Linked DNA regions of Homo sapiens: region 2 is linked to region 1. A link is a loop called in an ENCODE intact Hi-C map of the cell type or tissue named here. Cell type or tissue: endothelial cell of umbilical vein. All regions are shown on one strand. Each heading gives the region's core, and the rest is flanking DNA. Links, peaks and the distances in the headings are about the cores only.

Region 1 (15,193 bases), core at 3,583-11,582:
AGCTGGCTACACCCTTCCATCTTCACCCTGTTAATTCCTACCCATCCTTTGTGCTCGGTGCAATTTCCCCCTCCTCAGAGAGCATCCTGGAGACCAACTTATGTTCCTTCATTACAAGCCCCCAGAGCATATATACTTTCTTGCATAATATGTATCATAATTCTGCACTAGTGGAATTACTTTCTTAATGTTTATCTCCCAATCTAGACTGGAAATTCCATTAAAACTGGGAACAAGTTTAGTTTTTTCCACCACTGTATCTCCAGTGGCCTGCACAGAATACTGTCGCAACACTGTTGTCCAATAAATATTTGTAGAAGGAATAAACTACACATGCACACAAAGGTGTTCTTCCTCAAGAACTCTACCCCTTTAAAATAGAATAATTTTCACCTTAATTGTCCTTTCTGATACTGACAAAACCTTGTGCTTGGGAAAGCATAGGTTGATCCATCTGGAGTCAATTTTGTACATGGTGTGGGGTAGGGGTCCAACTTCATTCTTTTGCATGTGGAAATCTAGTTATCCCAGCCCCACTTGTTGAAGAGTCTGTCCTTTCCCCCATCAAATGGACTTGGCATCCTTGCCAAAACCCAACTGGACATAGATGTATGGGTTTTTCTTGATTCTCAATTATATTCTATTGCTCTATATGTCCATCCTCATGCCTGTGACACATTGTTTTGATTACTGTAGCTTTGTAGTATGTCTGAAATTGAGAGGTGTCAGTCCTCCAACTTTGTTCTTCTTTTTCAAGGTTGCTTGGTTATTTGAGGTGTCTTGCAATTGCATATGAACTGAAGGATCAGTTTCCTGTTTCTGCAAAACAAGGCTACTGGAATTTTGATAGGTATAATATTGAATCTGTAGATCACTTCAGGTAGTATTGACATCCTAATATTTAGTCTTCCTACCCATGAGCACAGGATGTCTTCCCACTTATTTAGATCTTCTTTAAATTCTTTTAGCAATTTTTTTAAGTTGTCAGTGTACAAGTCTTTAACTTTCTTGGTTAAAGTTATTCTGAAATATTTTATTCTTTTAGATGCTACTGTAAAATGAACTGCCTTCTTAATTTCCTTTCAGACTGTTCACTGAAGGTGTACAGAAACACAACTGATTTTTGTGTGTTGATCTGTATCCTGCAAACTTTGCTGATTAATTAGCTCTAATAGCTTTCTGTGGGCTCTTTGGGATTTTTCTATATATAGAAGAATCATCCAATCTGGATTCTTTTATTTATTTTGCCTGTCCAATTGCAATGGCTACAGCTTCTAGTGCAATGTTGAATAGCAGTGGTGAAAGTGGGTATCTTAGTTAACTCAGGCTGCTATAACAGAATACCATAGGCTGGGTGGCTTAAATAGCAGACATTTATTTCTTGAAGTTCTGGAGGCTGGAAGTCAGAGATCAAAGTGCCAGATGGTCAGGTTCTGGTAAGGGCCTTCTTTTTGGTTTGCAAATGATCTTCTTCCTAGGTCCTGACATCAAGGACACTACAGAGAGAGAGAGAGAAGCTCTCTGGTTTCTTCTTAGGAGGGCACTAATCCCATACGAGGATTCCACCCTCATGACCTCATCTAAACCTAATTACCAAAGGCACCAACTCTAAATAATATCATACTGGGGGTTTGGGCTTCAACACGAAAATTTTGGCAGGACACAAACATTCGTACATAGCAGCAGGCATCCTTGTCTTGTTCTTTTAACTTAGGAGGGATAATTTCAGTCTTTCACCACGGAGTACGATGTTAGCTGCAGATAAGTCAGTAAAGTTAACCACTAAAATGATGATCTCAATGTCAGGCCTACATCCAAAAGCTTTTAAACAAAACAGCTTAATATAAAGTGATCAATTAAGAAAATGAAGACTATGCTACCCACACTATTTCCTAGTCTATTCTATTTAGTCCAATCTTTGCAAATTCATTTTAGGAAAAAAAAAAGAGTTAAGATATTTACTAGTGTTTATACAAACAAGATGCAACCATTAGTTCAAAAAATAGGGTTTGTTTTTTCCCAACAAAAGTGCATACTTTAATAGGACTATTTGAATAAAAATCCCATACAAATGGAATGTGTACTTAACATTAAGAAAGCAGGGAAGCAGCATGTCCTACAACATAGAACACAATTGGCTCAATCAAGATGAATTACCCTTTCAACTAAATATCTATTTTTTATATTTATTACTAATGTCACAGTCAGTTCAGTAAATGCCAACAGTCTTACAGCTTTAACCTTTAGTCATGAGAAGCACACTTGATTGTTTCCAAAGGGATATGTGAGGCCGTCTTCATTTCAGAGGAGCAGAAGTGACTGTACTGTTGTTTGCTCTTTAATGTTTCAACTACCCATTCCGTTGTCTCATGAAGGCCAGTACCTCTGGTTGCTGAAGTTTTGAATATTTGCCATTTTCAGTCCTTCGAGGCAGATAACCCAAGTGAATGTGCATCTCTGAGGGAGTCATGGCCTGTTCCATGTCCTGCTTATTTGCAAATGCCATTAAAATGGCTTTTCTCAGCTCTCCATCAACATGGCAACTAACACTGACTTGGAAATGCCAATTCGGTCTCGGTCACAACTGTCTGCTCCACAGCATCTGTGTTTGAATAATAACATCTTCAGTATGGCTCTGTCCTCCTAAATCCTGGACTTGGAATTCTGTATGTTTTCTTTGTTGGTTTTGTTTTTAAGATGGAGTTTCACTCTTGTTGCCCAGGCTGGAGTGCAGTGGTGCAATCTCGGCTCACTGCAACCCCTGCCTCCTGGGATCAAGCAATTCTCCTGCCTCAGCCTCCTGAGTAGCTGGGAGTGCAGGCACCAGCCACCACGCCTGGCTAATTTTTGTATTTTTAGTAGAGACGAGGTTTCACCATGCTGGCCAGGCTGGTCTCGAACTCCTGACCTCAGGTGATCTGCCTGCATCGGCCTGCTAAAGTACTGGGATTACAGGCGTGAGCCACTGCGCCCAGCCCTGTATGGCTTTTATAAGTTGCCGTCTCAACATTAAATCTGATGATAGGAATGTTAGTAATGACTTTTCCAACCTGTAATCTGCATAAAATTGTGGTTTTTCCTGTCTATGTAATCCCCAAATTAAAATCCTCACTTCCCAGGTTCCAAACACACTGGAAAAAATACTTGAGAAAAATCTACCATGATTAAGCCCTGTTCACCCTCACCAATCCTCAGGAACAGATCCTGGTCTCAGCAGCAACTCCAACTCGAGGCACCTCTGCTCACCTTGGCCTTTGGATCTGCCTCTGAGCCTGGACTTCCACACTGGATCTGTCAATTTGCTGGTATTTTCAAGGAAAATACTTCTGGTTTCATTGCTTTTTTTCTATTGTTATTCTGTTCTCTGTTTTATGTCTCTCCACTCTAACCTTTATTATTTCCTTCCTTCTGCTAGCTTGGAGTTTAATTTGCTCTTCTTTTTCTAGCTCCTCGAGGTGTTAGGTTAGGGTGTTAATTTAATATCTTTCTCTTTTTTTAATGTACGCATTTACAGCCATAAATTTCCCTCTGAGTACTGCCTTTGCTGCATCCCATAAGTTTTAATCATTCCTAATATTCTTGTAAAAGTATTTTCATAACTATTCCATGAGTCACCTTTCCTACCATGTTGGAAAGAACATTAGCTTAGGGGGTCAGAAAGTAGACACTTTGTCTGCCACAGCCAAAGTAATAAAAGTACTAAGAGCTGAAGCTGTCCACATGCAGAAGACTGCATTAAGTACACAACAACTCTCAACAGAGAAAAGAACTTGCCAGAAGAGAAAAGAGGCATCTATGCTCGTGTGGTGGTCACAGAATATTCTCAAGACAACAATGCGAACAGTGCCAGGTGTTCTCACTGACACTCACTTTTCAAGGTCTACAAAAGTAAGTTTGCATTTTAGGCATCTTATTGAGTAACTACACTAGGAAACAACGAAGTGCTTATATATTCTGCAGGCCAAATAGATCATCATGGCATGCCTTCTTCAAGTGTGTTTGTCTATTTCTGGTTTAAAAGAAGACATTTGCAAGTATCTAATGTGTTTGACTTATGTGTTTAAGGACGGTGTGATTAGGGTTAAATAGTGCAAACCATAAAAGCACTTGTATAAGCTGCCCTGGAAACCATTGGCAGAGCTAAACAAAGTTATTATTTCACTTACTAGAAGAGTTTACTCGACATTAAACAAAAACTATTTCCCACCGAGGGTGTATATCTCCAAGATGACCTATTTGGCCAGAACATCAGGGCCCAAGATTATGTTTTTATATGAAGGAAGGAAACTTGTACGCATGTAATTTAAAGGATTAAAAAAACCCTTAAACTCAGTAGAATGTCATCATATACAAAAACTCTCTTTGGCTTTAAGGCTGCAATTCTGGCAACTAGATGGATGAAAAAACAATCAACAACCAGGGAGGGTAAAAGATAAAAACTCAAAAGGGGTATCTGCCTAGGTTCAAGTACAATACTGGTAAGGCACTGTCTTCATTCATGTCTACGACGTCGAATGTTCTGAGGAAGGTACATTTAGGGGCTCTGTATCCCTCTTCTTATATAAACTCTAACAGGGAAACTATATTTAAAAGTTATGAAGAATTGAGAGGGAATTTTAAGAAGAACGAAGTGGCTGAATACCTACTGTCTGCCATTCTCTGAGGCAGGTGCTTTACCTAGTTTATCTAACTTCTCTCTCTGCATCCCATAAGGTATTTATTATTTCCATTTTTAACATGAGGAAACTGAGGCTCAGAGAGGTAAGCAATGGATGCAACACCACCACAGACATAGCAGCAGAGCGGGTACCTGCTCCTGACTGCTTCAAAAGCTGCTGACTGCTCACTGCACCAGTTCAAACAGGAGCCACAGACATGGCTCAAAATCCCTCAGGTAATGACTTACACGTTTTTAACTCCTTAAAACTATAATAGAAAAGAATGCTGTTACATATTACATTTTAACAAATTGAAGAAGATCAACAAATAAGCTGTGCTCATAAGTCATCCTGGGTTTTTCTTTTAGTTTCAGTTTTTTGCAGACTGAAATAAAGCTTCTCCTCCATCTTCATGCACATATTTAATTTCCTTCATCATTTTTTCAGAATCCAGATCAGCACTTTTTTGTTTACAAAATTATGCAAACCAGTACACTACACAACAGCCTAGAAGCCTGAGCAAAGACTGTAAAAATGATTTAAAAATTGCATGACATGACTTTCACCTAGTCAGAGAAGCAGAGAACACTTCAAATAATTATAAGAAATGTGAACAACTCCAAGATACTATTGGTGATTCACCTATAAAACAATATTCCCAATCAATCTTTCAAGTTTCTAGATCAGATTAAATGAAAACATCCTGTCATCACAAAGAAAGTTTAAACACCGGTAACATTTCTGTCTACTCATGATTTAGGACTTTCTTAATGTTACAGTCCCAAAACTAATTAGAGAAATAAATAAATGTTTAAACCAATTTAGGATTGTAACAGTTGTCCACAATTCTCCAATTTTAATATTCTTCAGAATAGCTCATTTTTCTCACTAACTGAATTTGTTAGGAAATGTTATAATTTGAATCAATAAACTTGTATTAATTCTGCTTCATTTATTGGACTTTTGCATAAGATCTGGAGACAGGCTTCCACTGGGAGTACAAGTCTAAAAAATAGTGTATTACTGCATGATATTTACCCAGTTACAACCATGCAAGTAATCAGATATTAGTAATTCAGGTGACAAAGCAATACTTTCAGCTAGGGTAATGAGAGAAGACTTTAGTAAAGTGGTAAGAGAGGCAAAATAATTCATAACTGACTCCATGTGAAAATAGTGTCTATCATTAAAAAGCAAAGCCTGCTTTTTGGCATCAAGAGTTTATACTTGATATTTTAAAATGTTCCGACAAAAGTACATGAGATCAAATTTTCATAGCTGTTTTAGGCATCACTAGCAATATCATAAGTTGCTACCAAGTGATGAATTGTCCATGCAATTGTCGTCTTTAAGAAATCTAAAAGTGTATTACATTAATCATATATAGAACGCAAATGTTTGATAATAAAACTGAATGACAGGCATAGAGAAAGGAGGCTCTGAACTCAAAGTAGATCTATGAATATGTTTCAGATTAAGGCAAAATCTTTATTATGCAAGTTCTCTTAAAAGATTTAATGTTTAAAAAGTATAGAACTGAAGTTCTACAATGTTTAGGATTTAATATTTTTATATCTAAATGCAAATTTGTAAGCAGATCGATTTCTTTATGCTCCTCTTTTTTCATAGCCACTATTTTCCCAAAAGTTAATTTAAACTAATTTGAGGAGACAAAAGTAGTACAACACTTAAAAACTATGTCATATGAATAGATACCCATTCATTTGCCTAGGATCGTGATTCTCAGTGCTGAAAAATGTCCTGAAGCCATTTTTTTTTTTAACAACAACAAAAAAGGAAATTCAACCTTTCATTAAATTCTGACTTGTTTTTCTATGGAAGGGGAAAGCAAAATGTATTACATCTTATTTTTGGCCAAACATGCTAATAATGTTTGTAGTGAAATGCTCCCATCTTGTGGACTTTTTGAATATTGCTAACAGGAGCCACTTCTGCAGCATGGTTTTACACCAGCAGCTAGACATTTTCTTAGCATTTGAATTAGCTAGCATTTTTGTTACAAATCACTTTTGTTTATTCTTGTATTTTAAAAAGTCTTTAAATATTTTGATTTGAAATTCTGAAATCACAAACCTTTACTGGAAAAATCAACTTCTGGAAAAAGTTGGCTACTTGATCTGTCAAGGCATATGTAATTTTTTTGGTAAATTGAATTCTTTAATAATCAGACTTGTTTGAAAAATATAACTATACATAATGCTCTTACTATATTATAAAATAAACTGTAAACCTGCACAAGTAATAATTTTTTTTACATATTAAACATGTATTTCTTACATATTAAAACATATATTTCAAGAAATTGTCTTTGGTATTAGTTTCCAACAATTCCAAACACTGTAGAACTTTGGAATGTTCTATATACTTTTTCAATGTTAAATCTTTTAAGATAACTCGTACAATAAGGGTTTTGGATAATGAAGATCTGGGTTAATATACCTGAGTTTTTCATGTTGACGTTAGAAACACATGACTTTGGAACACTTAATATTTTTTCTTCATTCTACGTTTGCATTAAACACTGAAAATGGCATTATGAGAGTAAAGTCTGAGAAAATACATTCAAAATCAAAAGTAAAAGAAAACCTATTGGCTGGGCACGGTGGCTCATGCCTGTAATCCCAGCACTTTGGGAGGCTGAGGCGGGTAGATCACGAGGTCAGGAGATCGAGACCATCCTGGCTAACACAGTGAAACCCCGTCTCTATTAAAAATACAAAAAAAATTAGCCGGGCATGGTGGTGGGCGCCTGTAGTCCCAGTTACTCAGGAGGCTGAGGCAGGAGAATGGCGTGAACCCAGGAGGCGGAGCTTGCAGTGAGCCGAGATCGCGCCACTGCACTCCAGGCTGGGCGACAGAGCGAGACCCCATCTCAAAGAAAAACAAAAAAGAAGAAAAGAAAAGAAAACCTATTGAAAAAGTTACCTAAAAAAAATTATAGCCATATAGTAGACATAGAAATGGTATAAAGGCTTAAACAAACAGATGTACCAGATGTTTAAGTGCTAAATATCAGAAGTGATTTTTTAAAGCTTTCCACACAAAACCTAGCACAGTTACTAGACACAATTAGAACTAAATAAAGCATTTATTTGAGATTTTATATGTTGCTAAGTTGTTCGCGTTTTTCAACAGAAAAGATAAATTCAACACTGCAGAAAAATTTCTATCTGCTATAACATTCCCATTGATACCCTAATAAGTTATTCTAAATACTCATAGATATATCAATGAAAAGTTAAAATCTATCTGGAAATTAAAATATTTAGTTCTATATTTCTGGTATCTCAGACCCACTGCCTAGCTGGCAGCTACAGAGGACAGGCTCCTGGCCCCAAGAAACAGACTTGGGGAAGCGCAGTTACAGCTGTGAGGTCTTAGGTAACTCCTGCTCTCTGCCTCTTAGGGTTAGAAGTACAGGTTGAGTATTCCTTATCTGAAATGCTTGGGACTAGAAGTGTTTCAGATTTGGGAGTTTCGGCAGTACCAGCTGAGCATCCCTAATCCAAAAATCCAAAATCCCAAATGCTCCAGTGAGCATTTCCTTTGAACATCACGTCGGCACTCAGTTTCAGATTTGGGGGCATTTCAGATTTCAGATTTTCAGATTAGGGATATGCAACCTGCATTAAATGTGATAAGCTAGGTAAAGTGCTTAATCCAATGCATGGGACAGAATGAGGGCTCACATAATATATTAGCTACTACTTTTATTAGACTGTGCCCTGCATATAATAAATTCTATAAATATTTGTTTAATAAATGAACACAATTAAAATGTTTAGCACAACAGAACTGGAGTCATCTAAGTACATGGCCTTTTAAAAACAATTCTGACAACAAGTCTCTAAGAAGAAACTGAGTCTCTAAGAAGACTCTGAAGTGAGAGGAACCTGTCTAGAAGTAGTCAATCCAAAGCAACTCCACCAGAATGTAAATTAGTACAACCTCTATGGAAAACAGTATGGAGATTTCCTCAAAGAGCTAAATGCAGATCCACCATTTGATCCAGCAAGCCCATCACTAGGTATCTACCCAAAGGGAAAAGAGTCATTATATGAAAAAGACACTTGCACATATATGTTTATAGCAGCACAATTCACAATTGCAAAGATGTGGAACCAACCTAAGTACCCACTGACTAATGAGTGGATAAAGAAAATGTGGTTTATATACACCATGGAATACTACTCAGCCATTAAAAGGAACAAAATAACATATTTTGCAGCAACTTGGATGGAGCTTGAGGCCATTATTCTAAGTGAAGTAAAACAAGAGTGGAAAACCAACAACCATATGTTCTTACTTATAAGTGGGAGCCAAGTTATGAGTAAGCAAAGGCATACAGAATAAAATAATAGACTTTAGAGACTCAGAAGGGACAGGATGGGAGGAAGGCTAGGGAAAAAAAACTACATATTGGGTACAATCCACACTACTTGGATAATGGGTGCACTAAATCTCAGAATACACCACTAAATAATTCATCCATGCAACAAAAAACCACTTGTACTCCAAAAGCTATTGAAATAAAAATTTTAAAAAACACAGAGCAACTCCACCAGACCATGGCATTCATAAATGGATTATGAATGTAAGAAACCTTAGAAATGCAGCTGAACTCAGAGTTACAGGGAATGCCTTCAAAAACATTGCTGTGATTTTAGCATCACCTGACATAAGGCAGAAGCCGCCAAGTGTTAGGTGAAATATACAGTCATCATTCAGTCAATGTGTACTGAGAAGCTACTATGTGTCCGGCCCAGGGATATACTGGTATATAACAAAAGAAACATTTTACCCATATTTAAGCCTAAAGAATGAAGTATCTGGATGGACGGTATTCTCTTCAAGATAAAGTGAGGCTTCTCATCTACCACCTCCCCAATTCATGCCTTCCTCAATCCAAAAGTTATCATCAGATTTCTTTATTCTTTCAGAAATACCCACTACTGCCTAAATACTGATCACTTGTCTAGAAGCAAAAAAATTCAGCAATGTTTAAGAAAGTTACAGTTCATGAAGTGTATAGTCTCATTCAGGAGACAAATATTAAAGAAATAGCAATGCAAATATGTATAAGAAGGTAACTATGGCCAGTGTTATGAAAGAACACACTAGTACATAAAGGACTCATCTAATAAAGCCTCGAAGGATGGGGGGGCTTGGTAACAAAAGGCTTCCTAAGGCAGTAATATTTAAGATGAGACCAGAAGAAGGAGGTGGGATGGGCCAAAGAGAAGAGCACATGAAAAGTAAACAGTAAGAGGGAGAAGGAGCCGGAGCCAGGCTGAGGACACTGCGAACTCCAGCAGAAACCTGGTGCCTGAATACAGGTTTTGACCAATTATATCCTTTTGTCTTTAGAGCCCAATTTGATATGCACAGACCATCATTTGCACTTTATACTATCTATAAGTCAAAATCATTATTATTCTAAAAGCAACTCATTAGTTGCTCTCCTGCCCATGATATCTTTCCTACACCTAGCAGTCTTCAATGCCACAAAAATCACCTTTCATTCACTCTCAACCAGGGGTTTGTATATCAGAGAGCCAGACCATGGCAAGAAACAGGAAGGAAGGCAGTTTTTTAAATGATACAAAAAGTTGGCTATAAATCCATCATTAAAAAATAAAGAATAAAACGATCCTAAGAAACAAGAAAGTATTGCGACAGGGGAGACACAAAGGGAAATTAGTCTTATAAATTCTTGCAGATGTTTAGAATAACTAATTTTCTTTCAATACCCTGCAACAGGACTGTAGGTGAGGTTATTTACTTCCTAGCTCACATAGAAAATGCCACAATGTGCTATTTCTATAACCCAACTTTTATTATCTTTAAAAGACAAGGTTTCACTAGTCACCCAGGCTGGAGTGTGGTAGCTATTCACAGGCACAGTCATGGCACGCTGCAGCCTCCAACTCCCAGGCTCAAGTGATCCTCCTACCTCAGCCTCCCGAGTAGCTGGGATTACAGGCGTACTCCACCATGCCCGACTCTATTAATCATTTCATCTTTACTGTGGGATAGCCAATTACTTTCTGAACTTTTCATTTACCTTAATTTTTCCACCCAGGTTCATTCCTATTCCCTTCCCACCGTGAGAGTCTCAAAACAAGCTCCCTTGAATCAACAGGCTTCCCTAACTCAGGCCAAGCTGCACTGATACAGCAAATAGGCCCTGAAGCATCAGGGTAATGGCCACACATTTTTCAAGACCCTGCAACGAATCCCCATCTTACTCAGGGTAAAAGCCAAAGTCCTTACCATGGTCCTCCAAAAGGGGTCCATGAACCCCACTGGTGACCCGACCTGACCTCCTACTCACTTGCTTCACTGCACCCCATCTCACCACATCAGCTCCCTTGTTGCTGTTCCTTCAACATTGATTCCAGGTGCTCTCTGGCCCGGAACTGTTCCCTCTGCCTGGAAATGCTTTCTCAGATACCTGCCTGGAAAACTGTCTTGCCTCCTTCAACCCTTCCTCAACTCTTCCCTTCTCCATGAGGACAATCCTGATCCCCTTACTTAATGCAGAACCTGCACTACTCTTCATCTCCTTAACTCTCTTCTACCTTTTATTCTTTCCACCACACTTGCTGCCTTTAACATGCTAATTATGTATTATATATGTTGTTTATTACCCATCACTCTCTGACAGACTGCAAGCTCCTCGGGGCAGGGATCTTTGCTGGTTTTGTTCATGGATACACCCAAGCTCTCAGAACTGTGCCTGGTCCATAATAGGTGTCCAATAACTGTTTTCTGAATAAATGAATGAATTTTAAGCTTTCTCCCCTTAATTTCTCTCACATCTTTGGATGTTGCTGGAAATCTAGTAACAACAACAAAATAAATAAGTAGCAAAATACACAAATAGGTAAACTAAAAAAAAGCCAAACACGTCAGTTTAATGCATTTCATTGTTTTCTCCACACAACAAAAGTAGGCATGATTTAAAGATACATCAAAATAAGCTAAAAAATTATGCCCTTCACCTTTATCTTTAGAAATCTCAATTGTCCAATTTTCACAAAGACATGGATAAAAATAATGCAAAGCCAGAAATGCACATTGAATGGTCAACATTACATCTGATTATGGCTATATTTATACAAGGTTTGCAGGCTCACTCTTCACACTGAACTTGGCAAATATACAAATGTCATTTATTTCTGTCCAGATAAAACATGATTTCTATTATAGATGACACAATCTTTATTTCAGTAAAAACCTGCTTAGTTTCCTCTCCTATATGGGGAATTATCTTGTAATTTTACAAATAACTAGATCAGGCTTTATCTTTAAAAAGATAAAGATATGGATAAAATATTGAACCTCTGCGGTCAAAGCAAGTGTGTTTTGAGAATAAAGATGGAAACAATAATTATATAAAAGATAGTAATTTAATAAATTTTGAATGATGACAACACCAATACCTACAAATAAGTCATATATCAAAAACAAAGAATTTCATGAAGATTCTAAGCTATATATAAAAAACACCAAAATAGCATGCATTAAACAGTTTTTGGAATAAATATTGCTAGTATCTCAAAAACTAAAGAGAAAAATTATCAGTACAAAGGATGGACTTTGTACTACAAAGGAGGTGAAGCAACAACTTCCTCTAAACTAACTAATGTTAAATTTTTCATGCTATCCACATTCATAACTTAAGTCCACATGCAAAAGAAACAAGCTTGTGCAATAATCCAGGCCAAATGATGGCGGGGAAGAGAGGGAAGGAGAGCTGATCATCACCCAGAAAATGATGGAGAGAGCAAGCAGGTTAGTGAGAGCTACAAGAGGTATGAGATGACTACATGTGATAAAATGAAGCTTATGAAAGCTTTGGGTGAATATCAGGAGAGGTTATCATAAAATATGATGTTTTATTATGAGAATGTCCTAAATAATGTATAGAAATAACATTACTTGAATAATTTAAAAATAACAGGTCTATTAAAGTCATAAATTAGATGTCCATATTGTCTGTACAGCAAATTGCTACTTCAATGAAATGGAAAATGGCTACTATTCTGAAGCACCCTTAGAACTTATTCAACTGTTCTTTAAACATCAAAATAAAGTACCAAAATAAAGAATGTTGTTATCCTTATCACAAACTTATTCTGACCATATCATGGCCTGGGTAAAAGATTGACTGAGCAGTGTCAAAACAGAAATTTAAAGCACTATCTTCATGAAAACTACTTAAATTCATTTTTTTAAAAACCACTATCATTCTGCTTTAAATGCCAGAAATAAAGTTTTAGATTAAAATATTTCAATGGTTGTCTAAAATGCTGCAATAAAAACTAGACAAAAAATTTTTAGTTTTTATTTTACTCCCTTTCTTACTAAATGTATGTTAAAAAAAAAAAAAACTCTCAAATGATCCAGACAAAAGCTTTCAACTCAACACATAATTGCAAGAAAATTACAATAATTGTACCAATTAAAACCATCTTGAATGAACAGTGTGTCATCTTAATGTTCCCGTGGTTTACAGAGGGGTCTATTTAATTCGCTGAAATTGCTTTCCAGTGTTAGTATCAAATGTCATTTGTTAAAAGTTGAACAATTTAGAAAATAATTTAACAATTTCACCAAACACCAAGAACCAACATTTTCTTTTTCACCTGAATAAAGCCAGCAGATGTGTCATCAAATTGCTATAAAAATAAACGAGGCTTTTTATGCATTAAAAAAATAAATTTTACTACTAGCGTTAAAAATACTATTTTCTGATTGTTTTTACCAAATCATATTTCTTTAGTACAACAAATGAATATCAATTACATACTGCTGCTTTTTGTCGGCTGTAAATAAAACTTTCTCTTATTCAAATGACAAGCAATAGCATCAAAGAACTCAACTACAGTTAACTAGAAACATAATCATCTAGATTATTCTCACATACTTTAATATCTGGCTTTCCAATATGTTAATCAAAGTGTCTTCCTATAGTTTTTCATTCCAAATCCTTATTATATATAATTATTTTAAGTCAATTCATACGAATTATCAATGATTGCTTACTATATTTTTTCTCTTCCTTAGACTAGCTACGAAATATTCTTTGTAAGTAGTTGCAGGCATTTAAGACTTAAATATACCTATTTCACCAGGAAGAGAAGAAAAGCATCTCAAAATCACCCCAAATCCAGCCCAGTCATAGATGGCAAGCCTGCCAAATGCCGAAGTTTAAAGTAATGAGTTGGTTTAATGGCAAAGCAAAGTTCACATCCCTCATTCTATCCCCACCTAACACCTCTGCACTTTCCAAAGTGCAAGAATACATAAGGCACCTAGCAAAGTACCTGACGTGAAGGAAGGAGGTCAGTAACACTAAGTGACTCGACCTCCTTAAGCAAGGACCCATGTGAGATAACTAGTTCTCCTGTGCCCAAGTTTACAAATTTCTTGAAATCTAGAAATACATTCCTGGAGTAATATACTACTCCTAAACCAATTCAGACAGGGTCTAAGAATCTAAAGCAGCCACAAATTCCTTCCACTACTGTTTCTTAAGACATCACTCCACAGTTCCTAAACGAAGGCTTATTCTTTTTTATGACACATTTTTATTTACACACAAATGATAACAACAACAATCTTGAGGATAGATGAGAGTGTCAAGGGATTACCTGTTTACATTAAATAGGGCTTTATGTATAAATATAACATGCGAAAAATAAACCTCATTATATTGGTATGAATTATTACGAGGCACTTAAATATTTTTAAAACTTAAGTTTTAACCGCTTAGCAAACGTTCATAATTATACAGCACTTGTATTATAATACAAACGTTTATTCACGAAATAAAACCTTGTATGTACAATAAAATATTGTACTACAGAACCAAGAGAAAAACGAATCATGCATCTCACAATAAGATGATTTGTAAAACCTCAAAGACCAGATGCAATTCAGTACCACTTCTCAATAGGCAGACAGTAATTATACATCACTGCATCTACTGGAACACCTACTTGATACAGCACACAGGTTTAAACCACTAAACTACTTTCATATAAATTAAACAGCAAAACCTAGAAGAGCTCAAATCTGTGGACTAATACAACAACATCTATAATTCTAAAACCAGTTATTTACTTAGAAAACATTAAATGTGTACATAAAAAATAGGAACTAGAAAAATAGGAAAACCATATACTGACAATACTCTAAGGAAATAAAAGTTATCTGAAATCTTAGAAGTGTATATAAACTATACACTAAGGCTGGGCACAGTGTTTCACGCCTGTAATCCCAGCACTTTGGGAGGCCAAGACAGGAGAAATGCTTGAGCCCAGGAGTTTAAGACCAGCCTGGGCAACACTGCAAGTCCCCGCCTCTACAAAAAAATAAAAAGAAAGAGCCAGGAGTCCTGGTGCACGCCTACAGTCCTAGCTACTTGGGAGGCTGAGATGGGAGGATGACTTGAGTCCAGGAGTTTGAGGCTACAGTGAGCTATGATTGTGCCACTGTGCTCCAAC
Region 2 (15,193 bases), core at 4,767-12,766, 70 kb before region 1:
GGAATCTTTTAAGTGCTGAACTTATTTTTCAACCATTTCACAAGGAGGACAAGTTGAATGGACCTTTTTAAAAAGAAAAAAAAAATGGAAGGAAAACTAAGAATGATCATCTTCCCAGGGTGTTCTCTTACTTGGACTGTGATATTCGTTATTTATGAAAAAGACTTTTAAATGCCCTTTCTGCAGTTGGAAGGTTTTCTTTATATACTATTCCCACCATGGGGAGCGAAAACGTTAAAATCACAAGGAATTGCCCAATCTAAGCAGACTTTGCCTTTTTTCAAAGGTGGAGCGTGAATACCAGAAGGATCCAGTATTCAGTCACTTAAATGAAGTCTTTTGGTCAGAAATTACCTTTTTGACACAAGCCTACTGAATGCTGTGTATATATTTATATATAAATATATCTATTTGAGTGAAACCTTGTGAACTCTTTAATTAGAGTTTTCTTGTATAGTGGCAGAGATGTCTATTTCTGCATTCAAAAGTGTAATGATGTACTTATTCATGCTAAACTTTTTATAAAAGTTTAGTTGTAAACTTAACCCTTTTATACAAAATAAATCAAGTGTGTTTATTGAATGGTGATTGCCTGCTTTATTTCAGAGGACCAGTGCTTTGATTTTTATTATGCTATGTTATAACTGAACCCAAATAAATACAAGTTCAAATTTATGTAGACTGTATAAGATTATAATAAAACATGTCTGAAGTCAATACCTGAATTCCGAGTGGTTTTTAAGATCTCTGGCATTCACTAGCTCTTTTCTCTCCCTGTCTCCCCCTCTCGGCCCCCCCCCCCACACACACACACACACATTGTTTTCTTTATCCCCTTCTCCTTCATCCCCCCACCAGCAGCACCCCTGAAGCTTTTACTTGTGTACAGAGAATCTTATCAGATGTGTGGTAAGGCAGAGGGCTGAGTTGACAGGGACTGGGGAGGCTTTGAGCACAGAAGTGCCTCGAGTCCTTAAGAGAAAGCTTGGTTCTGTGCCTCAGGGCTGAGTTTAAAGCCAAGAATGAGTTGAGTCTGGGAGTGTGGAAGCACTACCTGTCTGAGTGGGCGTTAAGACGCTTCTCTGGAGTAAATGAAAGTTAATCAGGAGAAGAAAAGAGGCTGTACAGAATTCAGAACATGATTTCAGGTTTAAGGGAAGGCAGAAACACCCGAGGGTTACTGTTTGCACAGGGAACTAAGCTGTCACCTGGCCCCGGGCTCCTGAGGCCTCCTTGGCTTCGCCTGCGTCCACACCTGTAGCCCCCCCGCCACACCCCACCCACCTCCGGGCCTCCGGAGACGGGGCTGGGCCGGGCGCATTTTCCCGGACTTTTCGATCGCCCTCAGCCTTGACTGCCGCCCTGGACTGGAAGGAAGAGGCAGCGGGCAGAAGCCTTTCCCAGCCAAAGACCGCGGGTGGCCACGTGCTCAAGACTGGTCTGCGTTTTCAGTCCCGGGGCGCGAGGTGGGCTGGGAGGCTCTGGAAGGCGGGTCCCAGGTGGACGCGAACCGGGGGAGGAAGGGATCCGGGCGGGGCAGCAGCTCACCTGGGGCGGAACAGGTGTTCGGGCGGCGCCACCGAGGAGTCCGCGCGTCTCCCCGCCCTGACCCCCGATCGCTCCCCGCGGGCGCTGGCGCTGGAGGAGGGCGGGGGCCGTGGAGCCGCGGCCGCCCGGATCGCCCTGCGGACCCGCGCCGGGGACTGGGCTCTGCCGGGGCCAGCGCGGGGCGGTCGTGTGGTTGATCATCATACCCGGAGGAAGCCCTGAGGGCCGTAGGGGCGTCTTCCCCGTCGCAGGCTACCCGCGGACCTGGCCCCCAGGTCCCCGCCACCTGTCGCCAGCCGCGGCCCCGGCCGACCTCTGCGCGGCGGGGAGGGAAGCGCGCTCTGGTCCCAACCCGACCCCCGCCTCGCCTCCGGGAGAGGCGCAGACGCCGGCCGCACGCTCGCCCCCCAGCCACGGGGACCCGCGCGTAGTCCGCTCGGACGGCCCTGGGGAGCGTCCCCGGACGGAAGCAGTGCGGGCGGGACTGTGGGGCGGCCCGGGCCCTTTCGAGCCCCTGCCGGGCACCGCTGGCGACGTTGGCCCCGGGACCCCTGGAGCCGCAGCCGAGGCGCAGCAGCCCCTCTCGGAGGCGACTTCCCGCGGCGCCAGCCGCGCTGCCCGACTCCGGCCGTGGAGCCCGGGCGCCACCTGCTGGCCGACACGAGGACGGCGGCTCTCGCGCGGGGCCTGGTGGGCCTGGGGCCCGGGCACTGGGAACCCGAGGAGCAATCCGTGGGGTGGAGGAGGTCCCGGGAGAAAACGCCAGGGAGTGCGGCCTTTCCAAATGAGTGCTGCTCCAGCATGTGTACAGCCGTTTCCACGTGTGGATCTCATGTAATCTTTGCTACTGCATAGCATAGACAGGATCCCCTTTTGCAAATTAGTAGTTGCTGCCAACCTCTATGCTAGGTGCTGTCCCAGAGATTTTTAAAAAGATCAGACAGGATCCTAGTCTCAAAGAGACTATGCTTGGATTGTGGGGATAAATGAATTGTGAAGTCACATGAAAGCCAGAATGCTTTCCCTTCTCTTTCCTGGATGTTTTGTTAAATTTTGTTTTAATTTTTCTGAACTGCTTAATAACTATTAACCAAGAACGCCAGTGTTAGTTAAAGCAGTGGGAGGTGGGAGTCGGCCTCCTTTTCTTATTCCAAATCCTAATGAGAATCGATCACATTTCTTCCATTTAGTAGGATGTGACTGTAGGCTTCTGTTGTAATAGATACTGTTTCTCAATTTTTGGAAGAGCCTTTCAATTGCTAGGCTTGTTGGAAGGGGTTTTTTTTTTTTTTTTTTTTTGAGAATTTTAAATCATAATTCGTGAGTCAATTGGTAAAATACTTTTGACTGCATTTACTGATATTATTTTTGTCTGGTGGATTACACTGATATTTCTGATACTGAACTAGCCATGCATTTCTGAAATAACTCCTACGTGAACATCATATATTATTACTTTTTATATCCACCGTGGATTCTGTTAGCCAATATTTTATTTTTGAAAATGAAATGGAACTGTGATTTACTTTCTTGTGTTGTCTGTAACTGGTTTTTGAATCAAGATCATACTAACCTCAAGCAATAAATGTACAGGTCAGTTTACATTTAATTTTAGCGTTCAAAGCCATGAGTGCATCCCTGAAGGTCGGCTAACGTGTAGTCTGTCTATTTCAGAGGTGAGCATTGAGTAGCCAACAGCACACAACCAGGCAGTGGGCAGACGAACTCAGTCCAGCGCTTTTTCAGGAACATAAAAAGGACTTTCAAGTAGAGGGTGAAGATGTAGACTCTAATAGAAAATAATATTCTTGTCAATAAGGAGCTGCTTTATAGAGCTTTTAAAATCCACAGCTAATAATTTGTGCGGCTCTCTGCAGGGCAGGTGCAGAGCCATCCCAATCCCCTTCAGCTTGACACCCCATACATCCTTCCAATTTTTGATGCATTTTGCTACCGGAAAAGGGGTTTCAGACTTTGAGTGTCTTTCTGGATGCTGATCCAGAAAAGGTGTTGGATGTTTTTCTATTTCATCATAAAGATACTTTGAAGACCAGGGGCAGTGGCTCACGCCTGTAATCCCAGCACTTTGGGAGGCCAAGGTGGGTGCATCGCTTGAGCCCTGGAGTTCAAGACCAGCCTGGGCAACATGGCAAAACCCCATCTCTACTAAAAATACAAAAGTTAGTTGGGTGTGGTAGTGCACGCCTGTAGTCCCAGCTACTCAGGAGGCTGAGGTGGGAGGATCTCTTGAGCCCAGGAGGTCAAGGCTGCATGATTGTGCCACTGCACTGCAGCCTGAGTGACAGAGCGAGACCCTGTCTCAGAAAACTAATTAATTAATTAATTTAATTAAAGATAATTTGAGTCAGAGGCAGCATAAGTTGAGAAGCTCAACAACATGTGTTTTGTTTATTGCTGACTAAAGTAGGCATTATGAGGAGCACCGCCTGAGACTGTAAGGAAGGAAGGAGATTTTCCAGAGGCCCTGAAGGAAGATGCAACAGAAGGACAGTGGGAAGAGCATGCACACATTTGTGGCAGTCCTGAGTGAGGGCACCAATCCCAGTAAACTAGGGCATTGGCCAAACAGGAATTACAGACAAGTTTTTACAACCCTGTGAAGCAGGGCATTGAAACTGATACTACCACCCAGGATCCTGGAAGGCCTGAAATGTCGGTTATTGATTAGAAAAAAATAATACTCATTAGCTCAGGAAGATCATAAGGAAGCTTGTGTGTGAACCTGAGCTCAAGAGGGAAATGAAAATCTCCTCCGAAAATTTTTACCCATAAACATGCCCTTATGGGCAATGGAGATTCAAATATGTACTACCCACTTGGTTTGAGAAATTTTGATGCTGAGAAATTAACACAAAAATGGGTTTCTGGCTGGTGATACCCCTGGAGTGCTTGGAAGTGGCACATGCAAAGCTTCTTCTCTGGAGAGAAAATTTCTCAATACAGACTACACAGAATTCTCACATTTTCACGGTTGGGTGAAAGTCAGTTTATAATTCAAAAATTTTAAAAACACTGAAAACAATTTACCATGAGAGAATCAGTAGCTAAAATGAAGAGAAAGATTAGAAACAAAAGATCTAAAATGGCTATAAAGTAAGCACAACTAAGATGATTAAAGAAATTTAAAAATTAAGCAAGAACATAAAAAATCACAATATACAGTATTATATATAAAAGAATAGGCAGATTTGAAAACGAACAACATCAAAGTGCTTACATATAGTTATTGAAAGTGAAAACTCAATGAAAATGTTAAAACCCAGATTAAAAACTACTGGAGAGAGAATTAATGAACTGGGAGATGAACCTGAAAAAATTACCCAGAATGAGCACAGAGAGATAAAGATAAGATAAATATGAACTCAAGGTAAGAGACAGAAAGGATAGAGAGAGAAGTTCCAACAAGTATGGCAGACTGTATCAACTGGTTGTGGCAGTAGAAGGGAATCTGTCACAGTAAACGTTCAAGCAACTTGAATGTTAGATATATCTTCTCTTAAAGGCTTTTAGTCAAGCTAATATTCTGCACATATACATGTTTTGTTTGGTTTCAGACAGGGTCTCTCTGTCACCCAGGCTGGAGTGCAGTGGCATTGATCACAGCTCACTGCAGCCTCAGCCTCCCTGGGCTCAGTTGATCCTCTCACCTCAGCCTCCTAAGTAGCTGGGACTACAGGTGTGCACCACCACGCCTGGCTAATTTTTTCTATTTTTTTTTTGTAGAGACAGGATTTCACCATGTTACCCAGGTGGTCTCAAACTCCTGGGCTCAAGCATTCCTCCTGCCTTGGCCTCCCAAAATGCTGGAATTACAGGTTTGAGTCACTGCACCCAGCCCACATATACATGTTTTAAAAATTAAGATGAAAAAATCCAACACAATTAGAAATAGGAAAACAGTAGCAATAGAGTTCACAGATAAAGTAATCAACAGCCTGTAAGCATACAAAAAGATGGCCAATTTCACCCATAATAAGACAAGTGCAAATGAAAAACTATATAACAATTCTCACCCAACAAATGGGCACAAATCCAAAAGTTTGACAATATACTCTGTTGACAAGACTGTGAGGGAAACAATCTTGTATATTGTTGATGATAAAATACTCTGACCCCTATAAAGAGGAATGTGGTGATATCTAGCAAAATTGCATATGCATTTACTCTTTAACCCAGCTTTCTCCCTCCTAGAAATCTATCCCAAAGTTACATTGCAAAAATATGTAATACTGTATGCACCAGGTTAATAGATTTGGCATTGCTTTTAATAGCAAATGACTAGAAACAACCCAAATTTGGGACTGTTTGGAAAAGCTCTAGTATACTAATACATGGTGATGTAACGCAAAGAGGAGATCTTTATATACTGACATGGGCTTTCCAGGACAAAGCGTCAGGTGAAGAATGCCTAATACAGAACAGTGTATATGGTGTGCTAGCTTTTGTATGAGAAGGAAGGTGTAATAGTAACACATAGATTCATATTTGTTTATATTTTCAGAGAAATGAAATGGAAGAAAAAACTAAAATTAATAAAAATGGTTATTGATGGGAGAGGCTAGAATAGAGTGGAGGAAGCAATGTTAGAAAGGGAGTGTAGTATTTCTGAATGTATATTCCGTGTCAATCTTTCACTTAATGGGTTTACTAAACTTTGACGATCATTGTCTAAATCGACTACTCCTTTAGTTATCACATTACAGTGAATACATTCATCATTAGAAATTGCAGCATGGTGGCCAGGCGTGGTGGCTCACACCTGTAATCCTAACACGTTGGGAGACTGAGGTGGGTGGATTGCCTGAGCTCAGGAGTTCAAGAGCAGCCTGGGCAACACGGTAAAACCGTGTCTCTAATAAAATACAAAAAAAAATTAGCCCCCGGGCATGGCAGTGTGAGCCTGTAATCTCAGCTACTAGGAAGGCTGAGACAGGAGAATCACTTGAACCCAGGAGGCAGAGGTTGCAGTGAGCTGAGATCGCACCATTGCACTCCAGCCTGGGCAACAGAGAAAGACTCCGTGACTTTCTAACTGTTTCAATTATGGTTATCTGAAATCCAGCTCATACTGAAAAGTCAGGAAAATGCTTAATTATTTCTCTTTAATTCTCCATTTTTACAATTATATTGTATTAAATGTGGTATTTCTGAATGTATATTGTCATATAGTTTTGACTGAGATATGTAAATACTTTTTACAAATTACATTTAAAAAACAATATGTAAGTAGAAAAAAATGACAACAAATGGACCTAATTACGTCTCAAGTTAGTAACATACGCACACAGAGGAAAAATGACCCCAACTGACCTTCGACAGTTTCACTGTACATTCCCAGTGGATCTATTCTAAGGACAAAAAGAACTGCAAAGAAATCATAAACTTCCTTTAGTAGCCACATCGCTAGTAATAATATTGGTATTGTTATTTTTGAACTATTATATGTATATTGTAGGATAAGCAAAGAAGTAATTATACTAATGTCATTAGGAACCAAGATTTTCAATGTAAGAGAAATGAAACATCAGCATAACGTTCAAGAAGTAAAAGCTCTGAAATCTTACATTTGAACTGAAAATATCAATTTAAATGCATGTTTCTTTTTAAAAATATATTTTTATAGCTTTCCACTGAAAATGCCAGAAGCAATGACAACCAGGTGATAATAAGCACCCGCTTACACCAGTTTGTACGATCAAGTACCACTCACCACTAAAAGGAACCAGAGTTTTTTGGAGAAATGGCTGATTCCCGATCTAGGACAGGAAGTAAGACTAAAAATAAAGAGGAGACAAAAATAAAGCAAAAACGCTTTGGATACCAATGGAGGTTTCTAGGGCACCAGCACATTCTAAAAATGGAGAATTAAAGAGAAATAATTAAGCATTTTCCTGCCTTTCCAGTACGAGCTGGATTTCAGATAACCACGATTGCAAGAGTTAGAGAGTCACCATGTTGAATCCCTAAAGATGAGTGTAGTCACTGTAATGTGGTAACTAAAGTAGTAATTGATTTAGACCATGATCTTCAAAGTTTAGTAAACTCATACATTGTAAGGTTGATGAGAAATTTTGTAATAGAATAATCAGGCTGTTAATAAAGAAATGATCACCTGAACCGACTGATCAATCTCTAGAAAACCAATCAACTGGCCATGAGGTGCCTCCCGATGGGACATGATCGACGCCAGCGACACTTCCTGTGAAGTATTCTTAGGGAAAAGAAGAGTAAAAATTCAATCTGGGGTAACATCAATCCCTGAGACCTAACTTCTTGTCAATGGGAAACAGGAGAGAGCAAGTGAAATGGGATCGCAGGAAGTGTTCAGACAAACCCGGAACAGGGCATCCTTGGACAACTGGCCCAACCTTTCCAACAAGCCGATGACGAAGAAGCAGAGGCCAAGCACCGAAAACACTTAAAATACCACCACCACATGCAACGGATGGGCTTTGTCTGGATCCTGAAACTCTAAAGGGACTTTTTTTTTTTTTTTTTTTTTTTTTTTAGATTGCTGGGGAAATTTGAGTGAGGGGTGGGTATTATATAATAGTGAAGATTTTGTTTCCTTAGGTGTGAAATTGGTATTTTTGAGATGCATACTGAAGTTTGTAAGGATAAATGACATAATATATAATATTTGCTTTAAAATCCTCCAGAAAAAGAAAAAGGGAGTAGGGCTGGATGAGCCAGATATAGTGAAATGCTGCCGCTGTCACCACTGAGTGACAGGCACATAGGTGTCCTCCGTTCACTCCTTTTGCATATGTTTGGGAATGTTTGTGATAAGTAAGTTAGAAAAATAACCCAGTCCTCTATCTACTGGAGCACAGAGATGCCCCCACTGCCCAACTCTCTGAAAAGGCCCTGGCCTCCTGACACACTGCTTGGCACCCTCATTCACTTCCTCAAGATTGACCTTGACTGAGACAGCAATTGAACTCTCCGCCCTTCTGGCTCTGAACTACTTTCACTCCTACTGAGACGCTGCATGGCTATGACAGGGGCGCCTAGCATGGATCTTAGCATTTGGCAGCAAAGAAAAGTGGCCGAAGCCTAGGAACGTCCTGGCTTCCCTTCCTCTTCTGCCTGCTGCCATTATAAGTAGAATGGCGTGTGTACTTCCACGTATATGATTATGCCACTTCTTGGAATGTGGTCTTAGTTTTAAGTTAATTCTCCACCTAGGGACAACGCTGTAAGTTTTATTTTACAAACATAATCTTCTAAATAAGCTCTAAATAAGTTTCATCAGTTCTGAGAGAAAGTTCTTAAGCACACAATTCTTCAATATTTGATGTTTCAAAAATCCTATGGAAGCAAGTTAGGCAGAGAAAAGGACAAGGCCATTCTTAATGTTGTAATTTTACCAGAGTTCGCCAAAGCCTCCCAGGGGAGGAAAAAAAAAAGACTTCTAAAAAATGTCAACTGAAACTTTAATTGCCTGAAGTAAAATATTTTAAAGAGTGAAAATTTCAAGTTTAAATTTAATCCAAACCAGTTAAGTTGATTCAATCTAAAAATATCTTGACTGGGAAGGAAATTTTTGGACAAGTTTGTCAAGTCCTGGCTTTGTACCTGACAATGACTTTTAGAGAATCATCCCCAAACAAGTAGACGCCCTTGAGTGCTCTCCCTGCAAACCGCGTTTGCTGCAGGGCAATGCCAGCTCACACAGGCCAAGGGGTAAAAAGCAGGACTCTTCCTGCTAATTATTTTTGTTGTATCATCTATTGTCTACAGGAACAAAACATCCACCCTAGCGAGCTGCTCCTGCAAAAACGGGGACACCTCTTGCCACTGAAAGTCTCTGACGTGTCGATGGAGTTACACTGATGTATTAATTTATTCGGCAAACATGCATGGGACTACGCCAGGCGTGGCTCTAGGTGCTGCCGACACTGGGATGAAACAGCCGGGATCCCTGCCCCTGTGGAACTTGCATTCCAGCAATGGGAGACAGACCATGAGTGTGTCTCATATGCATTCGAAGACAAATAAAGCAGGGAAAAAGAGGAGACAGAACCTAGGTGACCAGTTATGAAGTATGAAGGTGTTGTCTTCTGTCCTCAACCTCCGGTCGCCGGGACCCTGCAGAGCTCAGCCGACTCCGGGTTAGCATGGCCAGTTGGGGGCGTGAGAGAGCAGCCGCAGCGGGGCGGCGGGAGGATGGGAGCGGCCGCAGCCCGTGTGCTTCCCGGGGACTTCCCGTCCACCTGGGGGTCCCAGCAGCCCCGCCCAGCACTTCTTCACCCTGGCCTCCCTGTGGCTGCGCCTGAATCCAGACCGCGCTTTTCCCCACACTCAGAGGACCAGCCTGATGGCCCCCGTCCCTGAGCCTGCGGCCCCTGCATAGAGGCTCTACGTCCCAGGCACAGGGACCCTCCTCCAGCTTCTGAGCTTCAGTCACTCCCGCCTTTCCCCTCTGCTCCCTCATCCTGGGGGGCATGCTGCCTGCGGCACTGCCTCGGTGACAGCTTGGAGTGCTGTCTGTTCAGCTCCCCAGTTAACACATTCTAGCTAGTTAGCAAGCTTACTCTCTCTCTGAGAGCTCGGGGGGTTTCTGTCTCCTGACGGGGCCCTGACTGGTACCCCAGGCTCCATGAGAGCACCGTGGACAACAGGAGCAGCCGAACACGCAGAATCTGCGGGAAGGGGAATCGGGCAGTGGGTGCGGCCCGTGCAAAGGCCCGGCGGCAGCAGCCATCCAGGGAAGTCCCACCTGAAGGCAGTGAGGGGCGGTGGGAGTGGTGACGGGGAGGGGGTGGAGGGGGCTGGGAGCTGGTGGGGGGCTGATGGGGGGCGGTGGGGGCAGTGGGGGCTGGCGGGGAGTGGGGGAGGGCTGGTGGGAAGTGGTGGGGGCTGATGGGGGGCAGGGGAGGGGGCTGGGGGGTGGTGGGACGGTGGGGGATGGTACGGGGGTGGGGGAGAGCTGTTGGGGGGAGGTGGGGGGATGGGGGCTGGTGGGGGAGAGGGCTGGGGGAGAGCGGTGGGTGGTGGGGGAGCGGTGGGGCATGGTGGGGGACAGTGGGCCGGAGCAAGGCAGCCAGGGGCCCAGTGCGAGGAGAGGAGAACGGACAGGATGGGGGAGGCCCATCACACCCAGCCTCACAGGCCGCGCTAAGAGCTTTGGCCTTTACTTTGTGTAAACTGGGACCTTGGAGAGCTTTGCGCAGGAGAGTGATGGAACCAAACTATTTAGCAGCCACATTTCTTTTAATGTTTCTCGTTTATAGGTTACACATTTGTTGTTATTATTATTGATTTAATAATACTGTGTCAAGATAAAGTTGTCAAAATCACGGCACCCAAACTTCACATTATAAAATTTTAATCACAACCTGTTTTATCACAATCGCTTTGCAGCAACGGAAATTATTCGTAGTAATTATTAAGTTGGTGCAAAATTATTTGTGGTTTTTGCCATCACTTTTAATGGCAAACGCCGCAAATAATTTTGCACCAACCTAAATATTATAACTAAGGAAACGAATAGAATGGTGTGCATCAGAGGTACCTCCGCCAGTGCTTACCCCGTTTGTTATAGAGGGACGGGTTGTCCCTGCTGCTTTTTTATGGAGCGCTATATCAAAAGGGCTGAGTAAAATGAAGACATTCCCCAGAGGACTGACTCACTAAGCAATCATATGGGCAGTTTCTGGGAGGAAAGGAAGAAAAAAGCCATACTTCACAACTCTTAGAAGCTGTTGCAAAGCAGACCACATTCCTAAACTGAAGGTAAGTATTGTTTGCACAAACTCAGCGTATTAGGCTAATTTGTTTCCATACTTGATTTGGATTATTTCTCTTAGGATTTTAGAACTGTCATCATGACCACGTTGCAATGTACCCCAAAGTTGAATGTCTCATTGACCACACATTTCTTTCTTTCTTTTTTTTTTTTTTTTTTTGAGACAGAGTCTTTCTGTGTCACCCAGGCTAGAGTGCAATGGCACTATCTCGGCTCACTGCAACCTCTGACTCCTGGGTTCAAGCAATTCTCCTGTCTCAGCCTCCCGAGTAGCTGGGATTATAGGCACGCGGCACCACACCCGGCTAACATGGTTTCGCCACGTTGGCCAGGCTGGTCTTGAACTCCTGACCTCAGGTGATCTACCCGCCTCCGCCTCCCAAAGTGCTGGGATTCCAGGCGTGACCCCCTGCGCCCGGCCTGACCACACATTTCTGTTGTCATCCTAGGGACTCAAAAATAATTCAATTTTCTCTTTCTCAGAACTTTTTCCCTTTGCAAAATACACATTTTCAGTTTTAAAATATCTTGCAATAGCACTCTCTTATACATTATTCCACCTTTCATTTCATTAATTACCCATGAAATGGTCTGTTTTTGTTAAATAAATGCACACTTTTTTTCTGTGTATAATACAGCGAGGGCACATGTGGGTAGGAGCAAGATATGACTGGAGGAAAACATTTTTAAAAACTAACAGTGGCCAGGCGCGGTGGCTCATGCCTGTGATCTCAGCACTTTGGGAGGCCAAGGTGGGCGGATCACCTGAGGTCAGGAGTTTGAGACCAGCCTGACCAACATGGAGAAACCCCATCTCTACTAAAAATACAAAATCAGCCGGGCATAGTGACGCATGCCTGTAATCCCAGCTACTCAGGAGGCTGAGGCAGGAGAATCGCTTGAACCTGGGAGGCAGAGGGTGCGGTGAGCGAAGATCGCACCATTGCACTCCAGCCTGGGCAACAACAACAAAACTCTGTCTCGAAAAAAAAAAAGAAAGAAAGAAAAACTAATAGTGGTCCCTTTGCTGTGACTGTGGGTGATTTTTTTCCATTTTAATGTTTACTAAAAATTCCTGGCTGGGCACAGTGGTTCACACCTGTAATCCCAGCACTTTGAGAGGCCAAGGCAGGAGAATCACTTGAGCCCAAGAGTTGGAGACCAGCCTGGACAACAAAATGAGACCCTATCTCTATTTAAAAAAAAAAAAAAAAAAAGCCAGGCATGGTGGCATGCCTGTAGTCCTAGCTACTTGGGAGGCTGAGATGGGAGGATCACTTGAGCCTGCAGTGAGCCATGATCGTGCCACTGTACTCCAGTCTGTGTGATAAAGTGAGACCCTGTCTCAAAAAAAAAAAAAAGTTATTTAACCTGCATTATTTTATAATCAACCAATATTTTTTGTACTAAAATTAACCACAAGCACTGATCGACTGAATGAGGAACGAACATTAAGGCAGCCCCTACATAACCTGATTCCTGGTCCTCGGAATCTCCACCCCAGGTCTTTTGTCCTCTTCTCATCATTTTTTTGGTTAGTCAGTCAAAAAGTAAAGCAAATATCAGGGATTTATGTGCCCCGTGCTACATTGAGAGAGAGAATGTAAGTTCTCAGCCTTGAAACCCATGATTACATGGCAGGAAGCAAGAATTGCCTCAATGGAACCACTGGGAGTGGAGGACACAGCGAAACACACAACGCCAGGTGAGTGGCATCAAAGCACTGAGCTGGAGGGGCAGAGCCCAGTGAGCGGCTCTGGCATCTGGCTGATCATTGGACAAGGAAAAGATGGGAACTTCAGGGGCAGAAGCCTGAGGAGGCAACACAATAGTGATAGAAGAGGAGGGAGACCAGCATGGGCTCGCAGGACATACAGGAGCAAAGCCGGCCATGCCGTGCAGGGAAAGTGATCCTTTACAAACTTCCTGAATTTTGATTTAGGAGTAAATTGGATTCTGGAGTAAAACCTGAGCAGTGAAGCTGCAGAGACAAGTGAGAGAGGTAGGAAAACAATCATGTGTGGCGGGCAGAAGTATCCTCCCAAAGATGTCCATGGCTTCATCTGCAGAACCTCCTGATGTGTTCCCCTCACATGACAAAGGGACTTTGCAACCGAGACTAAGGGCATAGATTTGGGTTGGGGAGATTCTCTTGGATTATCAGGCAGGCTGAGTCTAATCACAGGAGTCTTTAAAAACAGAGGACCTTTTTCGTCCATAATTAGAGCAGGCCACAGAGGAAGGGTCAGAGACTGCAACACTGCTGGCTTTGTAGATAGAGGGAGGCGGCCTCTAGAAGCCGGAAAAGGCAAGGAAACAAGTTCTCTCCTAGAGCCTCCAGGAGGAGCACAGCCCTACCCACACCCTGCGAGACCTGTGTCAGGCTCCCGATCTACAGAACTGTAAGACACTAAATTTGTGTCATTCTAAGCTGCTCAGTTTGTGGTGATTTATAATGGCAGTGACAGAAAACTAATGCAGGCTGTGTTCTTCCTGAGAATGAATGCATATGACTGCCCCTGCTCATAGGGAAATGCAACCAAGCCTGCACAGTCAGTGAGGACATTGGAAGTGGTTTCTCACAGCCAGTTCTCATGAAGATCCCTGAGTAATGGGAAAGACCTGGCCTGACATCCATACACAGTGCAGTGTGTCTCTTAAGTCCTGAATGTTTCTGCAGATTGTGACACTTTGGGGCTTACTTTAGAGGAAGGGTGGGCAGTTCCCAATGCCTCAGGCATTGTAGGTTCCGAGGTGGGTGGCCTGAGGACCTGCCACTTTTTAAAGTGAGGATCAGGAATGTGATGGGCTATCTTCCACTGCCACGAGGAAGCACGGAAGCTGGGAGTTCCCTCAACTACAGAAGATGTTCCTCTCCCAAATTAAGCATTCATAATGAGCATCTTGTCCACTTTATGTTGCTATAAGAGAATACCACAGATGGGGTAATTTATAATGAACAGAAATTTATTTGACTTATGGTTCTGGAGGCTGGGAAATTCGACAGCATGGCACCAGCATCTGGTAAGGGTTGTGTCCTCCCATGCAGAAGGTGGATGATATAGTTTGGATCTGTGTCCCCACCCAAATCTCATGTTCAATTGTAATCCTCACTGTTGGAGGAGGGGTCAGGTGGGAGGTGATTGGGTCATGGGGGTGGATTTCCTCCTTGCTGTTCTTGTGATAGTGAGTTCTCACAAGATCTGGTTGTGTAAAAGTGTGTAGCACCTCCCCCTTCGCTCTCTTCCTCCTGCTCCAGCCATATAGGATGTGCCGGCTTCCCCTTCACCTCCTGCCGTAATTATAAGCTTCCTGAGGCCTCCCCAGCCAAGCTTTCTGTGGAACCATGTGCCAATTAAACATCTTTTCTTTATAAATTACCCAGTCTCAGGTAGTTCTTTATAGCAATGTGAGAATGGGCTTATACAGTAGGAGAGCAAGAGAGAGTGAATTCAAGTCAAACTTGCTTGGATAACAAACCCACCCTCCACTAAGCTTCCTCCCAAATAACAACAGAGTCCCCATGACCTAATCAGCTCTTAAAAGTCCCACCTCTCAACACTGCTTCACTGGGGATTAAATTTTCAACACATGAGTGTTGGGGGACACAGATGGGCCACAGCAATGAAGTTCCATGCCTGACTGGGGTTAACAGGTGACAGCAGTTTGGTCTGCCTAACAGGCTGCCGTATCCCAGGGTCTAGCACAGTGCCTGGCACATGGTAAGCAGGCAATACATGTGTTGAGTGTGTGAATAAATGCACTGGACTGGATCAGACCTTCATGAGCACTGAGTTCCTGCCCTAGACAGGCTCCAGGAGGGGCCACAGGGTCCTGCATCAGGGATGCTGCAGAGGAAGAACTTCCTGCACG

The links. A loop is a pair of places that touch in the nucleus more often than their neighbours do. Peaks named below come from ENCODE experiments on the same cell type or tissue, not always from the same donor. Only the 100,000 strongest peaks of a DNase experiment are listed, where the experiment ranks them.
Region 2: it touches region 1 in a loop (15-fold over the local background); 31 of 110 quality-filtered maps call a loop at or near these places.

The regions. Positions count from the first base shown.
Region 1 is chr2:8,755,186-8,770,378 of GRCh38, forward strand. All of the region lies in intron 22 of KIDINS220 (kinase D interacting substrate 220), which reads right to left. It also overlaps the pseudogene LOC100216337. Among named protein-coding and RNA genes, the nearest start is that of KIDINS220, 75 kb to the right of the region's middle. In endothelial cell of umbilical vein, for the core only: no CTCF peak of the experiment used is centred there; a DNase peak (open chromatin) is centred at 6,586.
Region 2 is chr2:8,683,737-8,698,929 of GRCh38, forward strand. It overlaps ID2 (inhibitor of DNA binding 2), which reads left to right. Exons shown (of 3, transcript NM_002166.5): 3 at 1-725. Among named protein-coding and RNA genes, the nearest start is that of ID2, 9.3 kb to the left of the region's middle. RefSeq lists enhancers at 842-1,632, 1,633-2,422 and silencers at 1,927-1,986, 2,007-2,226. In endothelial cell of umbilical vein, for the core only: a CTCF peak has its summit at 9,727 (motif pointing right); no DNase peak of the experiment used is centred there; H3K27me3 peaks cover 228 bases.